3 separate regions of the Homo sapiens genome follow, and all the other regions are linked to region 1. Evidence: chromatin loops called from intact Hi-C (ENCODE). Cell type or tissue: GM12878. All regions are shown on one strand. Each heading gives the region's core, and the rest is flanking DNA. Links, peaks and the distances in the headings are about the cores only.

The links. Hi-C counts contacts between places; a loop is a spot of excess contacts. Peaks named below come from ENCODE experiments on the same cell type or tissue, not always from the same donor. Only the 100,000 strongest peaks of a DNase experiment are listed, where the experiment ranks them.
Region 2: a loop joins it to region 1, with 3 times the contacts of the local background. A loop is called at or near these places in 1 of 110 quality-filtered maps.
Region 3: a loop joins it to region 1, with 4 times the contacts of the local background. A loop is called at or near these places in 1 of 110 quality-filtered maps.

The regions. Positions count from the first base shown.
Region 1 is chr10:108,201,269-108,209,111 of GRCh38, reverse strand. No RefSeq gene overlaps it. Among named protein-coding and RNA genes, the nearest start is that of LINC01435, 140 kb to the right of the region's middle. In GM12878, for the core only: a CTCF peak has its summit at 4,511; DNase peaks (open chromatin) are centred at 4,501 and 4,736.
Region 2 is chr10:107,991,462-107,999,304 of GRCh38, reverse strand. The region is part of intron 4 of LINC01435 (long intergenic non-protein coding RNA 1435); the gene reads left to right. Among named protein-coding and RNA genes, the nearest start is that of LINC01435, 74 kb to the left of the region's middle. In GM12878, for the core only: no CTCF peak of the experiment used is centred there; a DNase peak (open chromatin) is centred at 4,191; H3K4me3 peaks cover 319 bases; H3K27ac peaks cover 482 bases.
Region 3 is chr10:108,011,050-108,018,892 of GRCh38, reverse strand. All of the region lies in intron 4 of LINC01435 (long intergenic non-protein coding RNA 1435), which reads left to right. Among named protein-coding and RNA genes, the nearest start is that of LINC01435, 54 kb to the left of the region's middle. In GM12878, for the core only: no CTCF peak of the experiment used is centred there; DNase peaks (open chromatin) are centred at 3,892 and 4,264; H3K27ac peaks cover 781 bases.

The sequences.
Region 1 (7,843 bases), core at 1,686-6,685:
CAGCATTCTATGCAGTATTTTTAGATATATTTTCTTAATTTTAAATAAGTTTACAAGGAGTATTTGATCCAATCAACTTTAATTGCCTACCAACATAATCCAATAACCTCATTTCAGTTGTATTGTTAGAGGAGTTAATTGGACCTGCACAGCCACCAGCTAAAGATATTGGTTTATGCAAACAGTAAATCCAATTTCCGCTATAAACACATCTCTGCCGGAGGAGTACAGACAGAGAGAAAAGATAGAGGATACTGAATGCAACCTCAAAATATCATTAAGTCCAATTATCTGCTTTCATTAGATGGAGAAGGAAAAAAATATCATTAATGTATTTAAGTAAATATAAGTGACTGTGTATTTATAATGCAAATAGTATATTTTACATATATGACACTATACATAATATGTGATATGATTATATATACAAACTTATATGTAATATATACACACAAAGACACACACATATGTATTTGATTACATATATTTAACTTGACCCAGATACATTATTATTTTCCAATTGTAATATGTCAATGTATTAGTTTGTTTACTCACTGCTCTAAAGAACAGCCAAAAACTGGGTAATTTATAAAGAAAACAAGTTTAATTTACTCACAGTTCTGCATGGCTGGAGAGGCCTCAGAAACTTACAATCATGGAGGAAGGGGAAGCAGGCATGTCTTACCCATGTAAGTGAGCAAAAGAGAGAGCACCAAGAGGAAAGAGCCCCTTATAAAACCATCAGATCTTGTAAAAACTCACTCACTATCATGAGAACAGCATGTAGAAAACTTCCCCTATGATGCAATCACCTGCCACGGGGTCCCTCCATCAACATGTAGGCATTATAGTTTGAGATGAGATTTATGTGGGGACCCCGTTATCAGTCAGATGTTATCGGTCAACAAAAAAGGATGTGATAAAATTTAGAGCACAATTTAGTTCAGCCAGAATCAGCAGGGAGGGACTGTTTTTCCTCCAAGCCTATCATGCCTCCTACACATTGTCCCTAACAACTTGAGGAATTATTCTAGGAGTGATGAGAGTTTTGTATTTGATGAATTATTATTATTTTTTAAGACAGAGTCTCGCTCTGTTGCCCAGGCTGGAGTGCAGTGGTGCGATCTTGGCTCACCACAACCTCTGCCTCTCAGGTTCAAGTGATTCTCCTGCCTCAGCCTCCTGAGTAGCTGGAACAACAGGCACACGCCACCATGCCAGGCTAGTTTTTGTATTTTTAGTAGAGATGGGGTTTCACTATGTTGGCCAGTCTGGTCTCGAACTTCTGACCTTGTGATCCGCCCGCCTCAGCCTCCCAAAGTGCTGGGATTATATGCATGAGTCACCGCACCTGGCTGATGGATTATTTTTAAACCTGCAGTTTTCCTATGGGTATATCAACATTTGCCTCTAAAGAAAAATGCAATGTATTTAGACTTCAATGTCTTAATATTGGTGTAATTCAGATCCATGGTTACTTGATGTATCAGAATGAACTGGAGTCTATTGCTTTCTGATCCCATCACATGACTCACACGTCTTCAGTCTCAGGAAATTCATAAATTATCTTTAAGCCTCACATTCTTGCTCGAGGAAGTCTAGCAATTCTACTTTATTTACCTGATAGATCATGCAAGGTATAAATGAGAAGATGCTTTTGAACTGCAAAGTACAATACTACACAAAAGAATAAGCCATTTAGAGGTTAAATTAAATGCAAATAATGTAACAAGTATAAAAGAATGCATTATTTTACTTCAGAGAAAATATTGTTTTCCATTACTCTGGGAACATTGTTGACACCCTAACAATAAATATGCTAATGCAAGCCTTCATGAAGAGTTCCCTAAACAAAGTTCTCTCTGTGGAGCATTTTCCTGTAACATTTTGTTTGTCAAATTCTAGTTATTGTGCCTTTTAAATATGGCTCAAAATGTGTTTTTCCACCAATTTAAATTGATTTCCATTTAATTACTTCAAATTAGTGAGCTGGTATTCTAATCACATTCACTGACTTGCATCACATCTGGAAATGTATGTTGAAACACAAACACCTCTGCCTTCTAGAAATTACAAAAAGTACCCCTTCTAAAAGTTTTCTGAACTTCCTCTTTACCTAAAAAGTTACCATAAGTAGAAAATTGAAGAGACAGAATAATGGTCTTTTCAGTCCACTCATTTATAGCAATTTATGGTGGGGGAGGGGCAGAGACGTATGTCTTATGTTACCCACACCTGTGTCTCAGCTTCCAGCCTGAGGTCATTCCATAGCATATACTTCAGTGAGTCCAAAATAGTGTGGTGGTTAATTTTAGGTATCAACTTGGCTGGGTTAAGGAATATCCAGATAGTTGGTGAAACTGATTCTGGGTAGGTCTGTAAGAGTATTTTCAGAAAAGATTAACATTTAAGTCAGTAGACTGAGTAAAGAAGATCTGACTTCACCACTGTTGGGGGGCTGGAGGGTGGGCATTATCCAATCCATTGAAGGCCCACATAGAACAAAAAGGGTGAGGAAAAGAGGGTTCATCCTCTCTTCTGGAGCTGAGACATCCATTTTGTCCTGCCCTTGGCCATCAGAACTCCAGGTTCTCCAGCTTATGCTCTGGGACTTATTACAGTAGCTTCCCAGGATCTCAGACCTTTGGACTCAGACTGAGTTATACCATGAACTTCCCTGGCTCTCAAGCTTGTAGATGGCATATCATGGGACTTCTTAGCCTCCATAATTGAGTGAACCAATTCTCACTATTATCTATCTATCTATTTATTTATCTTCTACTGGTTCTGTTTCTCCGGAGAACTCTGAGTAATACAGTAAGTTTCCCTGGCACTCATCTGTTAGACTTACTGTGAGTCTAGCCAATCTTCTTTGCAAAAGCAATGCCAAGTTATAGTCTCCCAGAATCCATTCTTAAACATGTTTACAGAGAGTACACCTAGCACTGGTTCACCATGCAGAAAATAGAAGGTAGGTGATTGTTGCTAATTAATAGTCATGTATTAATAATTGGCTCAATGCATGATCAAGAGAGGTAATGTGTGAATTAAGCTATCAGTACCTCAGAAATGGACAGAAGAGAAAAGTCAATGAAGAATATGACACTGGGGAAGTCTTACTAAAGGAAATTGAGCCTTGGAGCGAGCAGAATTTAAACAGGATAAAATGTAAGAAGTATCCAAGTTAGAATTGAGGGGTGAAACTTTTGAGGGCTTAGGGTGGGTATGTATCTTTGACTTATTTTTTTGTACTTTGCTTTGCAGGGAATGAAATTCAAATCTGTGATTAATTCACGGCCTTACCTTTTTTACATAGTTGAGATGACACTTAATTGTTCAGATTGACATTCAGATCACATTCTGGGACAGGTATTTCTCTTTGTCCAAGGAGACAGCTCCTCCAGCCTCTACTCCATCTATATTGTTTCTAGAGGTATAACATTTTCATGGGACTTCATTCCAGCTAAGTTCGATTGGGTACTTGACCCAAGCTGGGGCAATGAGTGTCTTCCAGAGGAAAAACAATATGATCACTCTCTCCCTGGGACTAAATCTGTGAGACATAAAACTAGGCAGCTCTTGGCAGTTGTGTTTTGGCCATGAGGAGAAAGCTGTTCTGAGGTAAGATAGAAGAACAAGGCTAACACAATAAAAAGAGGATAGCATCTTGATGGTTCTAATATTTCTGAAGTCCAGTTACAAAACTGTTGGTAAGTTCTATTGTTATTCCAGCAAATTCCCTTTCTGAGTAAAAAAGTTCACGTTTTTGTTAATTTGTCTGCTACCCTATTTGTAACCAAAAATCATCCTAAATTATACATTGCAAGTTAGAATTATATAGCAAACTTAACAAAAGGTCCAGGGCCTGGTCTAGTCTATATAATGCCATGTAGTACCTTTATCTGAATTAGAGAAAGATGCCGCCTCTGGCCAGGTACAACTCCATCGGGGCTGTGTTGATGAGGAGACCGCAGACTAGATTCCAACTCTGCCAGCCTCAAAGCCAGATGCACAACCATATGCGGGAACCCTCAGCCTGAGTTGTAAGCACCACTGTGGTTTAAAGTCTCCCTCTATTTCCCAAACAGCTTATCCTTTACTGTGATTTTGTAGCTTGCATAAAGCATCTTTGGATATTCACAGAGAAAGTCTGTGGATAACGACCTCCATAATGACCCACAAATAGGAGAACTTTGGGTGAAGACAATGGATAGTGCTAAATGAGTAAGCTAAGGAGTCGTGTTACTTGAATCTTCTGCAGAAAAAAAAAAAAGTTGATTCCTAACACATTAACACTTTTTTACATTTACACTTGGCTGAGTCACCAAATTATGTTCCCAGGAAAAATGCCAATTGGTATCTAAAAATTATATTACAAAGTAAATGAAGTCATAATACAAAAAAAAAAAAAAAAAAAAGAATGCTCACAGTAGAAAAAGCTATACTTGGACAGGTCTACTTTAGCTTTATGGCCTGCATAGGCATAGCTCTACTCATAGAGGGCGCTCTTCCCTTGGCCAGGTCTGGGATTCTGGAGACACCAAATAAGGCAGCTTCAATTCTCAGTGAAAGTAGTCGAGAAAGTCTCCAAAACAAAAAGCTGATTTTATTTGCATCTTAAAAAGGTGCCCTTTTCCCCATGGAGCAAGGATCTTTAGAATATATAATCCTTTTTGTAAAAATTTCCTTAAAGAATACAATTTAGGTTTTTCACTCAGAGAAGGAAGAATGTTCTTAAACATTCAGGTTTGCCCAGGACTGAGGGGTTTCCCAGCACAAAAGACTTTCAGAGCTAAAACAAAACAAAACAAAATCTCTAGGCTTGAATGGCTCCTAAAGAAGAGCTGAGTGAAATAAATGCAGAGTGGTCCCTTCCCACCATGGACTTCCAGAATCCTAGCTGCAGGAGCCCCCATAACCCCCACAGACATTTGAGTTGGCAGGGAAATGGCCCAGAGAGCAGACAGACAGAGCTCAAATCCACCTGGAGCCCAGGTGGTTTGGCACGGGGACAGCTGCAGTGGAACACAGCTATAGGCGCCCATCAAGGCTCTCCATACTCCTCCAGATAGTTCTGGCCTTTGTTCACTGGTGGACATGGACAGAGCAGGGCTGTTTCTTGCAGGACCAGAGCACGTCTAATCTGCACATCCCCCTGTCACCAGCTTCTCTGAGTCCCTGTCTGGCCACACTGGCTCACAGTGCAGCCTCAGCTGCCCTCCCAGAGTGCTTTTGCCAGTGGCCACCATTATACAACTTTCACTGGTGACCCCCGCTGCCTCACTGAAGCAATTTTGCTGATGACCCACTGGAGCACTTTCACCTATGACCTCATTGCCACCCTACCAGAGCACTTTCATCCACAACCCTCAGCAGAGTGCTGTTGCCAGTGGTCTGGGAGCACATTGGTGCTCCCCCACAATAGCCAGTTTTCAACCTCAAGGGAACAAAGCTGTGGGCCTTGTCCCGGCACCCCCGTGTTAGAGCACATAACCCAGGAGTGCCAAGATGAGCCTTGGGTCTGTGAAAGCAACCAGAAACAAAGCCATTTGACTATGCTTATCTCGTACCACAGTCAAAACTCAAGGGCAAAAAAAGAACATAAAAGCAAAAAGCCATATCCAAAGGACAGTAACATCAAAGGATAAAGGATCATCTGTCCTCACAGATAAGAAAAAACCCATACAAGAACTTTGGCAACTCTAAAAGCCAGAGTGTCTTCTTATCTCCAAGTGATCATACAAGCTCTTTAGCAATAGTTCTTACCACGTTGAAATGGCTGAAACGTGAGACATAAAATTCGGAATCTGGATGACAAGCAAGCTCAACAAGATACAGAAGAAGGTTGAAACTGAATCCAATGAAGAGGACACAATGATCTAAACGTTGAAAGATGACACAGCCATTTTAAAAAAGAACCAAACTGAACTTCTGGAAATGAAAAGTTCACTATAGGAATTTCATAATTAGAAATATTGACAACAGAATTCACCAAGCTGAGGAAAGAATCTCAGAGCTTGAAGATGACTCTTTTGTATCAATGCAGGCAAACAAAAATATTTTCCTTGTGAAACTTTCCTTATTACCTCAGGACAGTGTTGGTCACCGTTTTCTCTAAGCTTCTATACCACTTTGTATATACCATTATAAAAGCATTTATTAACAACATAATTAAATTGTGTGCTAGTTATATGATTGTACATCTGTTTCTTTGATGGACTAGAAGTTGTATGACTCAAGGGACCATGTCTTATTAATTCCAGCTGAATTCATACATATTACAGATTATTAAAGAAATAATGTGAGTAATGAGTATTCATTCAATTAAATAATAAATCAACAAAGAAAGAAAGCAGCTGTACTTTAAATCATTAAAAGATCATTAGCGTGGTAGATTTGTATTACATCAACTTAATTAGGCTTGAACTGTGGTTTCCAGAATTCTCTTTTCTGGATATTTGTTGTACATGTGGCAGAGTACAGGAGAAATCTTGTAATAGATTGGGAAGACAAAGAGAACCAGGAGTCACCTTTTGTATTTAGATTCAGACGGCTGAGAGTAGTACACAGGTACTTTTGAAGCTCGAGTATGGCGTCGGTCACCTGTTATCCCACCTGGTTGATATAGGGCTGTAGATCAACGACCGCTATTGGATGCCCGCCTTCAACTTTTCAGTTTCTGGGTCAAGTAGATATTTAGTTTCATGATGAAATGCATCACTTTCTCCTCCAGTACACCTGTGTCATAGAAGGTGGAAGCTTAGAGGCAATGAGAGACTGACCCCAGTTCCTGTTTACCATGGGTACCAGAACAACCTTGCAGATTCCACTTTGCCATTGTTTGCACCATTCAACTTTTGTCTACCTGCCCCTTTAGATTTTAGTTTCTAATACCTGCCCCAGAAATGGCCACCTCAAAAAGACTGTTTAATAAGCTCCCACCACTACTTAAGATCAATAGCTAATTTTAAACCATATGTGTGTGTGCATGTGAGTGTGTGTGTGTGTATGTGTGATCCGTGTATCCCAGTGATTACAGTGGTTATGCTTTTCTGTGCTAATCTTGACATGGTATCACTAGCCACCAATGGCAACAAAGGCTAAAGGTTTAGATTTTCAATAACACCGGATTTCCTAGAAGGGAGCAAATTTTGTGTTTTAGAGCATTAGAGAAATCTGCTGAACGAGAGAGACCTGGCATTGGGTCTTAACATTCGGAAAGAGTATAGAGAAGAGCCATTTGGGACACCTTGTGAGATAATGATACAAAAGTATGTTTTACTAATTCTTAATACTAACTATTATAGACTAAATTGTAACACACACACTCACACACACAGACACACACATACACACACACAAATGTTAAGTTGAAGCCCTAACTCCTAGTGTCTTAGAATGTGACCTGATTTGGAAAAAGGGTCGTTGCAGATGTAATGAGTTAAGATAATGTCATCCTGGAACAAAGTGAGCCCTTAATCCAATATGAATTGTATTCTTATATGAAGATGACCATGTAAACACAGAAACACAGGAAGAACACCATTGACAATGAACAGAGATTGGACTTATAGGAAGGCTCAAGCCAAGGGATACCAAAGCTTCCTGGGAAGAAGTAAGTAAGGATTCTCCTAGAGTTTTCACAGGGGCATGGCCTAGCCAACATCTTGATTTTGAACTGCTAGCCACCAGAACTGATGTTTTAAATATCTTTTGTTATAAAATATGTTGTTTCTTAGGGCTGCTATAACAAAGCACCCCTCAAGTTTCTCTCAGGTGTCTGCAGTCTAGTGGGTGGTCTAAATGGCCAAGCACAACACTCGGCTGTATTTTTAATGCAGGC
Region 2 (7,843 bases), core at 1,166-6,165, 210 kb after region 1:
TTAACAACTAAAAACAATTTTTAAGGCAACTTCACTTTGCTTGCATAATTATAAAGGCTTTTTCACTACATAATATGTTGGAAGACTTTTCCTTAAATGCAATATTTTTTCCCACGAATAAATTGTATGTTTATTTAGAATTCCATAGTAAAAATCTATCATAATTGACAATACTTTTTAAAAGATTTAGGGGTTTTGATAAAATATAAGCAAGAGTGCAATGTGCATTTGTACGTTTGTCTAAAAAAATTGAAGTATGTGTATAAAGGATTTAGTAGGATAAATTGTTAAGCATTTGACTTAGCAATGCTTCTGGTAGTATACATGTTTTGGAAATTTACATAGTAACAAATGAATAGTATCCCTGTTTGTAGTCTGAGGATAGCTATTTTGTTTCACATGTTTTAAATATACTTCCTTTTACTCTCTGCTTTCTGAATTGGTGATAGATTGTGTGCCTTTTTTTTAAGTATTTATAATACATACATATATTTTTTGCAGTAAATATAAATATAATAATTTCTTCAAAATAAATATTTACAAAATGGAAAATCAAAGTTTATATGCCCACATGTATCAAACTCTTTTTTTTTAGACAGAGTCTCACTCTGTTGCCCAGGCTGGAGTGCAGTGGCTCGATCTCAGCTCACAGCAACTTCTGCCTCCCAGGTTCAAGTGATTTTCCTTCTTAGCTTCCCAAGTACCTGGGATTACAGGCACGCACCACCATGCCCAGCTAATTTTTGTATTTTTAGTAGAGACGGGGTTTCACCATGTTGGCCAGGCTGGTCTTGAACACCTGACTTCAAGTGATCCGCCTGCCTCAGCATCCCAAAGTGCTGGAATTACAGCTGAGGTGTGGGGCACTGCACCTGGCCATGTCAAACTCTTTACAGGAGGAATTTCCACAAACAGTTCAGGTGTTTGGTTTCTTATCTTTGTTATATTTTCTGACAAACAGGTAGACTTTAGTTTGCTTTTGCCCAGCATTTTTTGAGGTGGATTAAAACACACACACACACACACACACACACACACACACACACACACACAGAAAAATTTCCTACAATTTTTTTTTTTTTGAGACTGAATCTCACTGTGTTGCCCAGGCTGGAGTGCAGTGGCACAATCTCGGCTCACTGTAACCTCCGCCTCCTGGGTTCAAGCGATTCTCCTGGCTCAGCCTCCCAAGTCGCTGGGACTACAGGCACCTGCTACCACGCCCGGCTAGTTTTCATATTTTTAGTAGATACAGGGTTTCACCATATTGGCCAGGCTGGTCTTGAACTCCTGACCTCAAGTGATCCACCCACCTCGACCTCCCACTAGCATTACAGGCATGAGTCACCTTGCCTACCCCAGTTTTTTTTTACAGACGCTTAGTGGAATAGAATTTGGAGACAATAGAAAATTCAAACTGTGCTAATTTTAAGCCTTCTAAGAAATAGGCAGTTGGGATTTATTAATGAGCATTTTTTACTCATTAATTTTTAATTTTTAAAGTTTTCCTATGAAAAATCTAATATATTGCCTCAGAGGTAAATATGGGAAGTGGGTTTTCTAAGTGGGTGACCTCTTTGTCCCCTGTAGTTAAGTACTGTCTTCCTGAACTTGCAGACATTATCTAGGTGGAGCAGGTGGAAAAGGAATGTGATGTTTGAAATAAGAAAAAAAAAAAAGCAAACACTCAAAATGCTCATACATGAAAACTTTGCTTTGAATTATAGTCCTTGACTATTTTCAAAGGTTTTGGGTTTTTTTCTTATAATCATGATCTATGGGTGCCTTTAAATTTTCTATACAAATAAAAAAGTAATATTAATATGAGTTTTATATTTAATACTACACATAGAAATTTTATGTCTATATTACAAAGCAAAGAGCAACTTAACATCTTCATGAAAGCTTCCCCAAACATCCCACACTAATCATTTAAATCATAGACTTTCCAAGATAGAAGGTACTTTTTGGTTCTCTTAATTGAAGTGGAATTTAAGCAAGTTTAATAATTAGAATCACCTGAAAGAAATATGTTTTCCTCTGAAATACAGGAGTCTGAATCCCAGGTGTACTGCCTGCCAAGTGCTATGGTTGGGACCTGGATAAATGTAAAAAAAAATTATCCAGGAGATTTACCTGAACAATCCATAATAATGAATCACTGATCAATTCATACCTTTATTCAATAATAATACAAAATAAAATACACTTATTTAATGTTAGTAATGCACCTGACACTATGCTAAATGCATTTTCTAAATTAGTCTTCACAAAAACTCTATTTAAGGTTAAGAAATTTAACTGAGTTTTCTACAGATAGTAAGTTCAACCAGCATCACAATACCTAATCTGAAGTTGGAATATTCACTCGTTAGGAGGATAATATTCTGCCACATTATTATATAACTTACACACAAGTGACATAGCGTGAGATGAAATCAACACCTTTACTTTTTTTTGGAAATACCATTTATTATACTCTGGATGGACTACTATTTTAAGATAAAGACTGTGAGGTTTGGAATATACCACAATTTGTTCATATATGTTTTGTTGAAGGATATTTGTGGGTTTTTTTTTTTGTTTTTTTTTTTTTTGAGACGGAGTCCTGCTCTGTCACCCAGGCTGGACTGCAGTGGCATGATCTCGGCTCACTGCAACCTCTGCCTCCCAGGTTCAAGTGATTCTCCTGCTTCAGCCTCCTGAGTAGCTAGGATTACAGGCGCGTGCCAACACACCCAGTTAATTTTTGTATTTTTATTAGAGACAGGCTTTTACCATGTTGGTCAGGCTGGTCTCGAAATCCTGACCTTGTGATCTGCCCGCCACAGCCTCCCAAAGTGCTGGGATTACAGGCGTGATCCACCTCATCCTGCTGAGGTTGGGAATCTTATACTTTTAAATGGAATTTTATATCTTTTATATTCTGATTATATTACCTAGGAATAGTTTTTCACTCAAGTGAGATCCAAATTTTTTCTGCTTATAAATGAGTCTAACAGTGTATTAACTGGGGTCTTTTTGAGGATTAAGTAAAATGGCACGTTTAAAGTTCCTGCCTTGGTGTAATACGTAGCAGGCACTCAGTAGGTTATTAGTTCTCTTTCCCTTCTTTCCTTTTCCTCCTGGTCTTTACCATGCTCTGCAATAAAAAGCATACTCCTGGAATGCACAGACTATTAAAGTGTATTAATGGTTCTGTTGACCAAGGCATACATTACTCTAGCTCCCTACCTGTGTGCTGAGACTTACAGATAAGCATATTGCATACATATGCAGATCAATTGAGATCACTGTGTACACTGGCCCTAGTGGATAACACGCCATGTGTAAGAGGCGTGAGGTGAGCATAAAACCAAGCCACAATAAAAGAATATTCATGGGCCATGAACTAATTATCCCTTTTGAGAACGTGAAGTGATTGGAGCAGTTAAACAGAGATGAAGCATTTAGAAAGACCAAGCAACGGTGGGAAAACTAAGAATAATTTTGTGGATAACATAAATATTCTAAAATTGTAATCTTAGTTACAATATTAGTTAAAGGTTCTGACTTCATTACAGAAGTGAAAGACTCAAGCAAGTCCTTTCCTCCTGCTGGTTACAGCTAAAGTCTCTGGAAAATAAAACTTAAAACCAATAAGGTGTCTTAGTCTGTTGGAGCTACTGCAACAAAAGACCATAGACTGGGTCGCTTATAAGGAGCAGAAATTTATTTCTTACAGTTCTGGAGGCAGGAAAGTTCGAAATGAAGGTGCCAGCAGATTTAGTATCTGGTTGGGGCCCATTCCTCCTTGTCCTCTTTGGGGCCTGTTATGTAAAGGCACGAATTCCCTCTTGGAAGATGCTGCCGTCATGACCTAATAACTTCCCAAATGTCCCCACCTTCTGATAACATCACTTTAGGGGTTAGGATTTCAACATATATATGTGGGGGGACACAGCATTCAGACCACAGTGAGCGGTCTCTGCAAACTAAACAAAAGCAAGTGGATGGTGGAGATCTGACTTACATGAGGCACAATCTCCTTTACTGTTTTGTTTTTGCTTATTCATTTTGGTTTTTCTTTTCTCTGTGGACTTTTCCCCAAGCTTAAGCCCCAGCTGCTGGAAAGCAGCCAGGAGTTTGATAAGAAAATCTCAGAAGAGAGAGACAGAGAAGTGAACTCCCAATTCTGTGTATGAACCAACATATCTCTCAGCCTAACCTCTGATTTCTGCATTCGTGAGGCAGTTCTGCATTCATGCAAATCAGCTGAGAAAAGGCTTACTAAGTATGGTTGCACTTGCAGGAGTGTGAGCTTACTAAAACAGGCATGCGCAGAGCAGACTCAAGCCAGAAAACATGGCAAAAGCATGAGAACTGAATTGAGATTTAAACAATTCTCATATATATCAAGCAAATATCTGAACTATGCCTACATAGCACAGACTCAAACCAAAATAGCAAACACTCTGGAAGTGAATTGAGATTTCAACAACACTCGCAGAGATGAGACAGAACTTGTCTGAACTTGCATTGATGATCTGGTAATACATTATTATTTAGCAAAGTATTACACAGAAATTTTAAAACCACAGAAAAAAGTCATAATGTCTATAATGTTATAATATAATAACATTATATTATATTGTTATTAACAAAATATATATATTATATATAATATAATATTATATTATATATGTTATATATATTATATATGTTATATAATAACATTGTTATAATGTAACTTTATATACATTATGTACTCAACAAACAAAGAGCAAGGGAAATGTGACATGGTTTCAAGATAAAAGACAAAAAAAGTATTCCCTGAGATGACACAAATGATGGAATTATGAGTCAAAGACTTTAGGACAGCTATTCTAAACTATATTCCATAAGGTAAAGGAAGACAGACAAAACTAAATGAAACAATAGGAAATCTCATTAGAGAAAAATATTCAGATGAAAATGTATGTTTTAGAACAAAAAATTTTAAAAAATGACTAGATGGCATCCATAGCAGGATGAAAATAGCACAGAAAAGCATAAGCAGTGATTGTAAATAAATATAAATGCAAATTATCCGAGTTGAAGAACAGATAAAAAAGATAAAATAATAAAATAAACAAAGCCTCAGGGACCCATACAGAAAAAAGCAACATGTTGTATATAGTGAAGTAATAATTCAAATGATGATATTTTCCAAAAACGAATTATAGAGATAAAAACTAATGTGCCTCAACATGTAGAAAAGCCTGAAAAGAGAAAATGAAATAAAACACTGTAAATCAAGAATTCTATATATGGCAAAAATATCCTTCAAATAAAAGTAAAACACATATATTTAAGAGAAGGGGGTACTAACAGATACTGCTACCAGCAGATTCGCTGTATAATAATTTCTACAGGATGGAAAAAAATGATATCCAAAGAAAACTTGAATCTTTAAATGAAGCAACAGTATCTCAAACGATAATATCTAGGTAAATGCAAAAAAGTATTTTCCCCTTCAATTTATTTATTATATTATGACCACTATTTAAGCAAATGTTATGAATTATCTCTAACTTAGGTGAAGTCAGTTAACATTAAGTCTAAATAAATTGTTCAAATTTAAGTATATAATTTATAATTCATATTGTAAATAAAATATGAAAAAATGGAGAAAGAAATTCAATGGATGTATTAAAATGGTGTACTAAAATATTCAGAGAAACATACAACACGGCAAAAAAGAAAGTAACAAAAAACGGAGGAACAATCAGAAAATGATTAATAGGATGGTAGGCCTACATATAACCATATCAGTAATTAAATATTAATATTCTACAACATTCCAATTAAAAATCAGAGACTATCAGTGGACAAAGGCACACAGTCAATCCTTAGTATTTAAAAGAGGAACATATAAAGCATAAGTAGCTTGAAAATAAGTAAATGAAAACAATAAACCATGAAAACAATTAGCAAAAGATGGCTGCGATAGCTTTATTAACACCACATATAGGGACTTCAAGACAAAAATCGTCACCAGAGATATACAGGGATGTTTCACAATGATACAGAAAATTATTCATCTGAAAGATACAGCCACTATGTACAGGTGCTTAATAGACAGCTGCGAAATGTATAATGAAACAAGAATAAAAGAAAATGAGAGCAAGAGAGAAAAAGAGAATGAAAAAGGTTTTCCCCATAGTTGGAAATTTTAATCCCCTCTCACAATTTGTAGAAATTCATCAAAAAATTAAATACAAATGCAGAAGATCTGAAAAGCACTGTTAATTAACTCGATCTAATATTCATTTAGAGAATAGTACTTGCAACTATAAAGTATATATTTTTCTAAGTGCAAAAGATACTTTGATCCTAATAGACCATTTCTTAGGCAAGAAAACAAGAATCAATATATTCAATATATTTAAATGGATGGAAACACGCCAAGTTACTATGAATGATCATAACAAAATTGAGAATTAATAGCAATAATATATCTGGGGAAATCCCAAATATTTAGTAATTCAACAATACATTTCTAAGTAATTAATTGGCCAAATATGAAATCCCAATTGATATTACAAAGTATTTAGAAAGGGGAGGGAAAACGTCTAAATATTATTATGACAATGGTTTTGACAATTCAGACTCCCTGAATGGGAGCACTTGCTGAAAATACAAACCCCATGGGAATATGAGAAAATATTGGGAGAGTTTTCATAACTCCTTCAATTGGTGGTGATTGAATCAGTGTGTTCTAAACCCTCAGGGTCAAGGAAACACTCTGGGGGCATTTGGATTCAACAATGAAGTGGAGAAACAACTTCAGTTTTATCAAAGCTTTGCCATACTGCCCTTAAAATAAGCTGATGTACAATGTTCTGATTGAAACAGGGATCAGAGAGTTTTATAGTACAGGGGGCCTATCTTAATTCAGTGACAACACCCCTGCAATAAATCAGTTTACAATTTAGAATAATTGATAACATTTTGAGCATCTACATGTATCATTTATTTAATTAAAGGGACACTCTTGGTTTTATAGCTATCATTAATCCCATTTTGCATATATGAAATTTCAAGTTTAAGAAAAGAGAGATCTCATGGCCAAGGTCCCAGAGTATGTAGCTCAGCAGGGAAGGAATAGAGAGATCATTTGCAGGAAAACAATGCATCGTGGGACAAATGACAAAGATAAATCGAAAAAGCCAGAGTGCCTCACTTTCTCTGCAGCAATCTAAAAAGGTATCTGCCAAGGACTAGATTAGACATGCAAGTGAAACTTGATGATAGAACCCTTTGAACAGTTCTCACATCCTAGCATTCATCATAATTCCGTGGCAGAAGGTCACCAGTTCCCCTCCTCCAAAATAATAGCTACCCTCTTAGAGAATAAAAAAATATATATTTATAACATATTTATATTTATAACATGTATCCTGAAAAAAGCAAAGTTGGCAAATGATGTTTTAAAATTCCATTAATTTAAAATTGCCACCTCTGATAGCAGAGACACAATATTTCTTAACATTGTTGTAATTAATATATGTGTGTGATGTCTTATTTTATTCAATGTATAGTTATTAAGCTCCTGACAAGATGCAATAAAAGAAAATTAAAATGGCAAGAGAGGCATAATATATGGCATACCGTTCCCACCAAAGCATGCTTTGAAATAAGAGCCAGTCAGGGCAGTGTCATCCGGGGCATTTAGGGGTTACACATTGTGTTATTAATAAATTGTTCGGCTGAGATAAACTGAACTGTCAGAAGCAATACCAGTTAGATGTATCTTAAAGAGTTTGAAGAAATGGATGCATATGAAAGAATGTGGGATTCACATCCCCTGAGAACACATTAA
Region 3 (7,843 bases), core at 1,166-6,165, 190 kb after region 1:
GCCACCCCTACACTTTCATTTCTTATTTAAGCAATCTCAGTCTTTCCTTTCTTCCTTAGTCCAGAGAGCTAAAGGTTTCTCAATCTTAATATTTTCAAAAACCAACTTTTGCTTTCACTGATTTCCTCTAAAACATTTCTACTCTGTATTTCTTTTATCTCTGCCCTAGTATTTATTATTTCTTTATTTATGCTATTTTTAGGTTTAGTATGCATTTTTTCTATTTATTTAAGTGGTTATTGATTTGATATCTTTTTTCTACTGTAAATGCTTATAAGTATAAAATTCTCCCTTAGCAGCAATTTCTCTATTTTCCATAAGTTTTGATGTGTTGCGTTCCTGTTTTTATTTGTCTCTAAGTGTTTTTTAATTTCTCTTGTAATTTGTGTCTTAAGTCTCTGATTATTCGAGTGTGTGGTTAAATTCCACAAATTTGTAAATTTTCTAGTTTATATTTTATTTCTGGCTTCTAGTTTTATCTGTTTGTGATTGAAAAATATACTTTGTCTGATATCTATTTTTTTAATCTGTTGAAACTTAATTTGAGGACCAACATATGGTCTATCTTGGAAAATGACTCATGTGTACCCTAGAGTGTGTATTTTATTTTTGTTGGGTAGAATTATTACGTATATGTCTTTAGGATCTAGTTAATTTGTTGTGTTGTTTAAGTTCTCTATATCCTTATCTTCTGTCTAGTTGTTCTATTTTATATTTAAAAAGAGGTTTATAAGTCTTCAAGTATTATTGTAGAACTCACTATTTCTCCCTTCAATTTTGTCAATTTTTGCTTAATATATTTTGATAGTCTAATATAAGATGCACACATATTTTTATTCTTATATATTCTTGCTATATTAGATATTTTACTTATATAAAATGTCCTTGTCTCTTATAAATGTTTTTGCCCTAGATTTTATTTTATATGATAGTAGTATAGCCATGAAATATCTATTTCATGAAATATTGTAGTATTACTATTGGGATGAAATATTCTTTTCCACACATTCACTTTCAACCAATTTGGATTTTTGGTTATAAATTAAGTCTCTTATAGACAACATATTATTGGGTCATCTGTGTTTATGCATTCTACCAATCTCTGAATTTTGATTGAAGAGTGTAATTCATTTATATTTAAAGCAACAACTGATAAAAGACTTATTCTGCTCTTTGCTATTTGTTTTATCTATGTCTTAGAGCTTTTTATTCCTCATTTTCTGTATTACTGTCTTTTATGTGTTTAGTTGATTTTCTTTCAGTGAAACATTTAGTTTCCATTTATTTATATTTTGTAGGTATTTTCTTTGTAGTTACAATGAGGGATTACATTTCACATCCTAGAGTTATTACATGTATTACAAATGTGAATTTATACCTATTTAACTTGAATAATATACTAAAAATCTGCACCTTTAATAGCCCTAACCATACCTCTTTCAGGTGTTAATAAAAATACATCTTCATAGAGTGTGTATTCAAATACATTAAAAACTTTTAATGTGTTATTCTCTTAAATTATATAGACAACAAAATGTGAAGTTACGAACCAAAGATACAGTAATACTAGCTTTTAGACTTACAACTTTTGATGTATTAGTCTACTAAATCATGCAAAAAATGGAATTGTACACTATTACTGCAATAATGCTAGCTTTTATAATTGCCTATGTATTTATTTTACTCAGGTATTTATTTCTTTTAATGAGTTACTTTATAATGATTTTGTTTGTTTGTTTGTTTTGTTTTGTTTTGTTTTTTCCATTTCAACGTGCAGGTCTCCCTGAGCATTTTTTGCAGGACAGGTGGAATGGTAACAATCTCACTCAGCTTTTGTTTATCTAGGAAAGTCTTCATTTCCCCCTCTCTTTTGAAGGACAATTTTGCCAGATATAAAATTCTTGGTTGACAGTTGTTGTCTTTTAGCACTTTGAATGTATCAACCCACTACCTTCTCCCCTCAAAAATTTCTGATGATAAATCTACATATAACTTTATTGAGGGTCCCTTGTATGGGATGAGTTGCTTCTCTCTCTCTGCTTTCAAGAATCTCTTTGTCTTTGGATTTTGACAATTTGATTGTGTCTCTCCATGGGGGTCTCTGAGTTAATCCTACATAAAGTTAATTGAGCTTTTGAGAATATTTATATTCATGTCTTTTATTAAATTTGGCAAAATTTCTGCCGCTATTTCTTCAAATATTCTCCCTTCATTTTTTCCTATTCTTTTGGAACTCACACAGTGTGCATATTCACCTGTTGGATGGTGTCCCACAGGTCTTTTAAATTCTGTTCACTTTTTTCAGTTTCTTTTCTGTTCCTCAGGCTTGATAATTTTGGTTGTCTTATCTTCAAATTCTCTGATTCTTACTTTTGCCTGATGAAATATGCCTTTGAATCCATCTAGATAAATTTTTTATTCTAGTTGTTGTATTTTTCAGCTCTGGAATTGTTTTTTGGTTCTCTAACTGTTTTATTTTCTGTTTTGTTTATACATCATTTTTCTTGACTTTATTCATGTCATACATTAGTTCTTGGAGCACTGTAAAGACAGTTGTTCTAGTCTTTGTCTGGTAGCTCTGCCAAGCATTTCATTTGTAGGCTGAGTTTCTGTTGTTTTTGTTTTTTACTTTTTATTAGCCATATTTTTCTTTTTCTTTTTATATCTTATAATCTTTTGTTGGAAAATGGACATTTCCATCTAATACTGTGGTAGCTCTGGAAATGAGGTCTTCTCCTTCCCCAGAATTTGTTGTTTTCAGTTTTTCTTTCTTTCTTTCTTTTATTTTTGGATCATATCTGTACCAAGTATTAGAGTGAGGTATAATCCTATGGTCTTTTCACGTCTTTTCTTAGTCCGTGCTTTCCCCTGGGCATGTGTGGTGACTTTCTAATTTTACCCATATATGAGAATGCCTTTGAGTGCCTTGGTCTTCAATGTATGGCTCCATAAAGAGGAAAAGGAAAAAGAGAGATGGGGGTGGCACCAGCACCAGTTCTTTAAGTCTCCTAGGAGACACCTCAGCCAGGGTGTGAGGTGCTTGAAACAATAAAAGGAGAGGCACCAATGGTTACCACCTTTATGTGCAACTCTTGTGATCAGAAGCAGTGATCAGTGATGAGAACCCAAATCCCTCATATTAGCAAAAAAAATGGTCCTTTGTTTTGCCCACTTGGGCTCCCAGCAGCTATGTGCAGGTTCTTCCTGGAATATGTGGCTGCATGCCATGGGGCTAAGGGGTGGGGTAAGTTAACTACTACTATGGTAAAAACTCAAATAAGACCGGAACACCTGAAATCCCAGCATATTGGGAGGCCAAGGCAGGCAGTTTGCTTGAGTCTAAGAGTTCAAGATCAGCGTGGATAACATAGCAAAACCCTGTCTCTACAAAAAATACAAAAAAAAAAATTAGCTGGACATGGTGGCCTGTGTCTGTAGTCCCAGCTACTTGAGAGGCTGAGGTAAGAGGATTGCTTGAGCCTGGGAGGCAGAGGTTGCAGTGATTCAAGATCTCACTACTGCACTCCAGTCTAGTTGGCAAAGCAAGACCTTGTCTCAAAAAAGAAAAAAAAAAAAAAAAAAAGAAAAAGAAAAAGAAAAACAAAACCTTCAAATTAACCAAAATTAGCAGAAATGTATTATTCAACTCTTCTTCTATAAGTTGCAAGCCTTAAATAGACTCCAGATTTACAAAACTGTTATATCAGACAGATTCTGACATTGCCTAGATAGGAAAACAGATTTCTGGTGCTGCCTACTCTGCCATATTCCCAGTACATGCTTAATGTTGATTGTTATTTCTGCCCTGCTGTTTGAAGGTGCATGTGAGAATGCGGTACTGGTGCTAATTCCTATACTCATTGTTCAACCCTGAATGAGTCATTTCTTCTTTCTGGGTTTTACTGATCTCATATGAAAAAGGTTTACTTGATGCATTTCATGTATTTAAAACCCAAGCAAGCAGTTAGGTATTATGCAGTTAGGTATTGGAGGTTGAAAGGTGCGTGATAAAGGAAATGAGAGAGTCTTCAAAGGTGTGGGTAAGTATTGCATTTATTGATCTATTCTCTGGTCATAAATTGCATTCACTTCATGAAAAATCAATGATTTATTCACTTTGTTATATTCCTGTTTTATTTCCACAAGAATATTTACTTTAAAGGAAAATAAACAACATAAAAGAGTCATACCTAGAATTTTCATTTGTTAAAAAATGCAGTTATAAATACATTTAAAAATAAGCAAATTGACAGGCAACAGAAAAATGCAAAACCTTATGTGATACTCATCTCTTTTGAGAGGTTACTATTTTCAGAGGAAGGCTGAGGTGATAAGTAACTGTTGAAAGAGAAAGACATACCAGTAGAAACCACATTTCTGCATGGTATGGTTTATTTTTGACAGCAAATGGTTAATTAAAAGACCGCCTAATAAAAGCTTCTCTTTAAAATATGTCTTGGAAACACAGGGTTTGATTTGTTTTATTAAGCTTTATTCTAAGACGTTATAGCTTTTAATAAATTGCACATAGAGGCAGTAAATTGAAACCTCTGGTTATAACAACCTTAGCACCTCAGCAGCCATGTTGTCCACCCTGTAATGCTGTTAATGCACAGCATAATGTAAAAGGATACTAAGGCTCTTAGAACACAGGAAGAGTGGGAGCAGGTGAATAGGGACACGATCAGTCCTGCTAACACTGATCACATTTGGATAAATGTAACCATTTTTTGTCATTAATGATAACTTTCAATTATGCCAGAACCTGTATATATAAGGAATGGGCTAGAGACAGTTGAGGAAAAGGAGAAAGAAAATGTTTGACTGTGGCAACTGAACACCACAGTATCTTCAAGTTGAGAATTGGAATTGAAATTCATTCTGACCGTGGTGGGTTCATTTCCTTCAATTGGACAAACATGAAGTTTCTTGGGTGCTTTGAGATGTAGCTCCTTGAGCAAGCTCAGGAGCAAAGACTATCTTCTTGTATTTTACTCAAAAGGCTAAGAATTCGTGTTGGAAAACTGCAGTTTTATACAATGAGAATCCATAGGAACGTAATTTGAATAACCATTATGAAGGAGCGTCTGGCAATCTCTAGCATATTGAGCATATGTACACCCTATGGCACAGCAATCTCACTCCTAGGGATATTCTCTAGAGAAACTCACTTTCCTGTGTAATTTGAGACATGTATAAATATATGTATAGCAGCATGTTGTTAATAGTAAAAAATAGAGAACAAAACTCCAACTTCTATCATATAAAAGTATGTTATATTTATACATTAAAATACTACTGAGCAGTAAGAAGAAATGTATTAGAATCTCTTGAGTAAAAGCAAGCTACAGAAGAAAAAAGAAACACGTATTTTGAAAGTATAAAAATAATACTATATATTTTTATGGATCTATGTAAAAGTAATAAACATAAGACACAGGAATGATAATTTGAAATTTATTATGGTGGCTGCTTCTGAAAACATTTGTAAAAAATTTAAAACTAGATTTATATTCCATCCACTTATCCATATGCCAATTTATATTTATATATCTATAATTGTGTGTGTGTGTATATATATATATCCAATAAATACAGACATATATAAATACAGATATATATATAAATAGATAAATATTGGATATATATATATATATATCTCCAATAAATGCAGAACTTCCTTCTTGTGGTATGCCCTTATCTAAGAGCTAAGAGATCAACAAAAGAAGACTACAATATATAGCCGTGTGTTGCTTAATGATGGGAATACGGTCTGAGAAATATATTGTTAAGTGATTTCATCATTGTGTGAACAACATACAGTGTACTAACACATATCTAGATGGCATAGCCTACTACACGCCTAAGCTATATGGTATAACCCATTGCTCCTAGGCTACAAACCCACACAGCATGTTACTGTACTGAATACTGTCAGCAATTGTAATACAATAGTAGGTATTTGTGTATCTAAACATATCTAAATGTATAAAAGTTCAGGTGCAGTGGCTCATGCCTGTAATCCCAACACTTTGGAAGGCCAAAGCAGATGGATTACTTGAATCTAGGAGTCCACACCAGCCTGGGCAACATGGCAAAACTCTATCCCTACAAAAAAATTAGCCAGGCATGGTGGCACACACCTGTAGTCCCATCTGCTAGGATGGCTGAGGTGGGAGAGCCCAGGAGGCTGAGGCTGCCATAATCGTGCCACTGCACTACAGCCTGGGGGACAGAACAATACCCTGTCTCAAAAAATAATCATAATAATAATTTAAAATAAACATAGAAAAGGTATAGTAAGAATAAAATATTATAATCATATAGGACCACCATTGTATATGTAGCGCATTGATGACCAAAACATCATTATGTGCCACATGACTGTAGTTCTTGTTCTCAATAGAATTATAGCTTATCTGGAAGACACATAGTAGCAGTTACACTATAGTGTAAGCATTTAGTAGTGGATAAAACTGTCTGAAATCGAGATAGAACATGAAACAAAAGTATAAAAAAACCCTGCCTTCCACGATGTGTCTGTGGATGGGGGAAATAATGTGTGTGAGGCAAAACTAACTCTGCAAGCACAGAATATAAATCCTTTCACTGAGTTCTTAATTTTTCTTTTCAAGATGCAATGAAATCCATTGACTTGACAAATGCTCCCATTCAAACCTCATCTTTTCAAGCAATTCTTACAATAGTCTGATGTTCTGCACAAAGAGTGGTTTTTGTCCTATGGAGCGTGCACATGTTTTTTTAAATGTAAGCTCTGTCTGTGAAATCAGATCACTGATAGGCGTCATATAAATTAGTCATTTTTTTTTTATTTCAAAAACACCATGTTTTCCACAAAATCCTTTATATAAGAACAAAATGCAACAGACTGGAGAAGAATTTTACCCTCAAGAGAGAACAAAGGTATAAGAGACATTTATGGTCATTCTTGACAATATTTGTGTGGTATCATGCAGAGGATATTAAGGGACAGAGGAGGCTAGGTCACATGAAAGGACCTTCTTCAACTCTGAGATTATTTAATTTCAGCTTTCAAAAGTGGTAAATGTCTTCAAATGTCACTCTGTATCTTTAAGAGTCTACCATTGTGGAGTGTCATCCATTGGTGTCTATATTTTATCGACATAGATTTTAGTCTAGTTACTGTTTGGATGATTTTTGAAAATAACAAGGCTGATGCAATTACATCATCTATTTCTGTCTTAAAATTATCTCTTTTGAAATTCAGATAGACTCTCTAGGTCTTGTATTTCATAAATTAGGATTTTATTTATTTAAATTTAGAGCTGAGTTCTTCTCGTCTGTCTATTTGTCTATATCATCTGAACACCACAGTAACTTCAAATTGAGAATTGGAATTGAAATTCATTCTGACCATGGTGGGTTCATTTCCTTGAATTGGACAAACATGGTGTTTCTTAGGTGCTTTGAGGCATAGCTCTTTGAGCAAGCTTGGGAGCAAAGACTATCTTCTTGTATTTTACTCAAAAGGCTATATCCTTTACAGCTGTCAATCCAGCTCCCCATACTGTTTTCATTTCTCTACGATGAGAGAAGCCACTTGAGTCAAGTTTTGCAGATTTTGTTTTCAACATCCTTATAAGTAAGGTCTAGAAGTTACTATTGAATCCATTTTCCAGACAAGGAAACAAACGCAGAAATACGTTAATTTTTCTAGATCATGATAACCAGACCCAAGCCTGGGGAAGTTAGCTTCCAACCTCATGTTCTCTGCTATCTAAACCTAAAATGTAGTCAAGTTTCATACAAACACAAATACACATACCCACCACGAACTCACCCACCCACACCCAAACACATA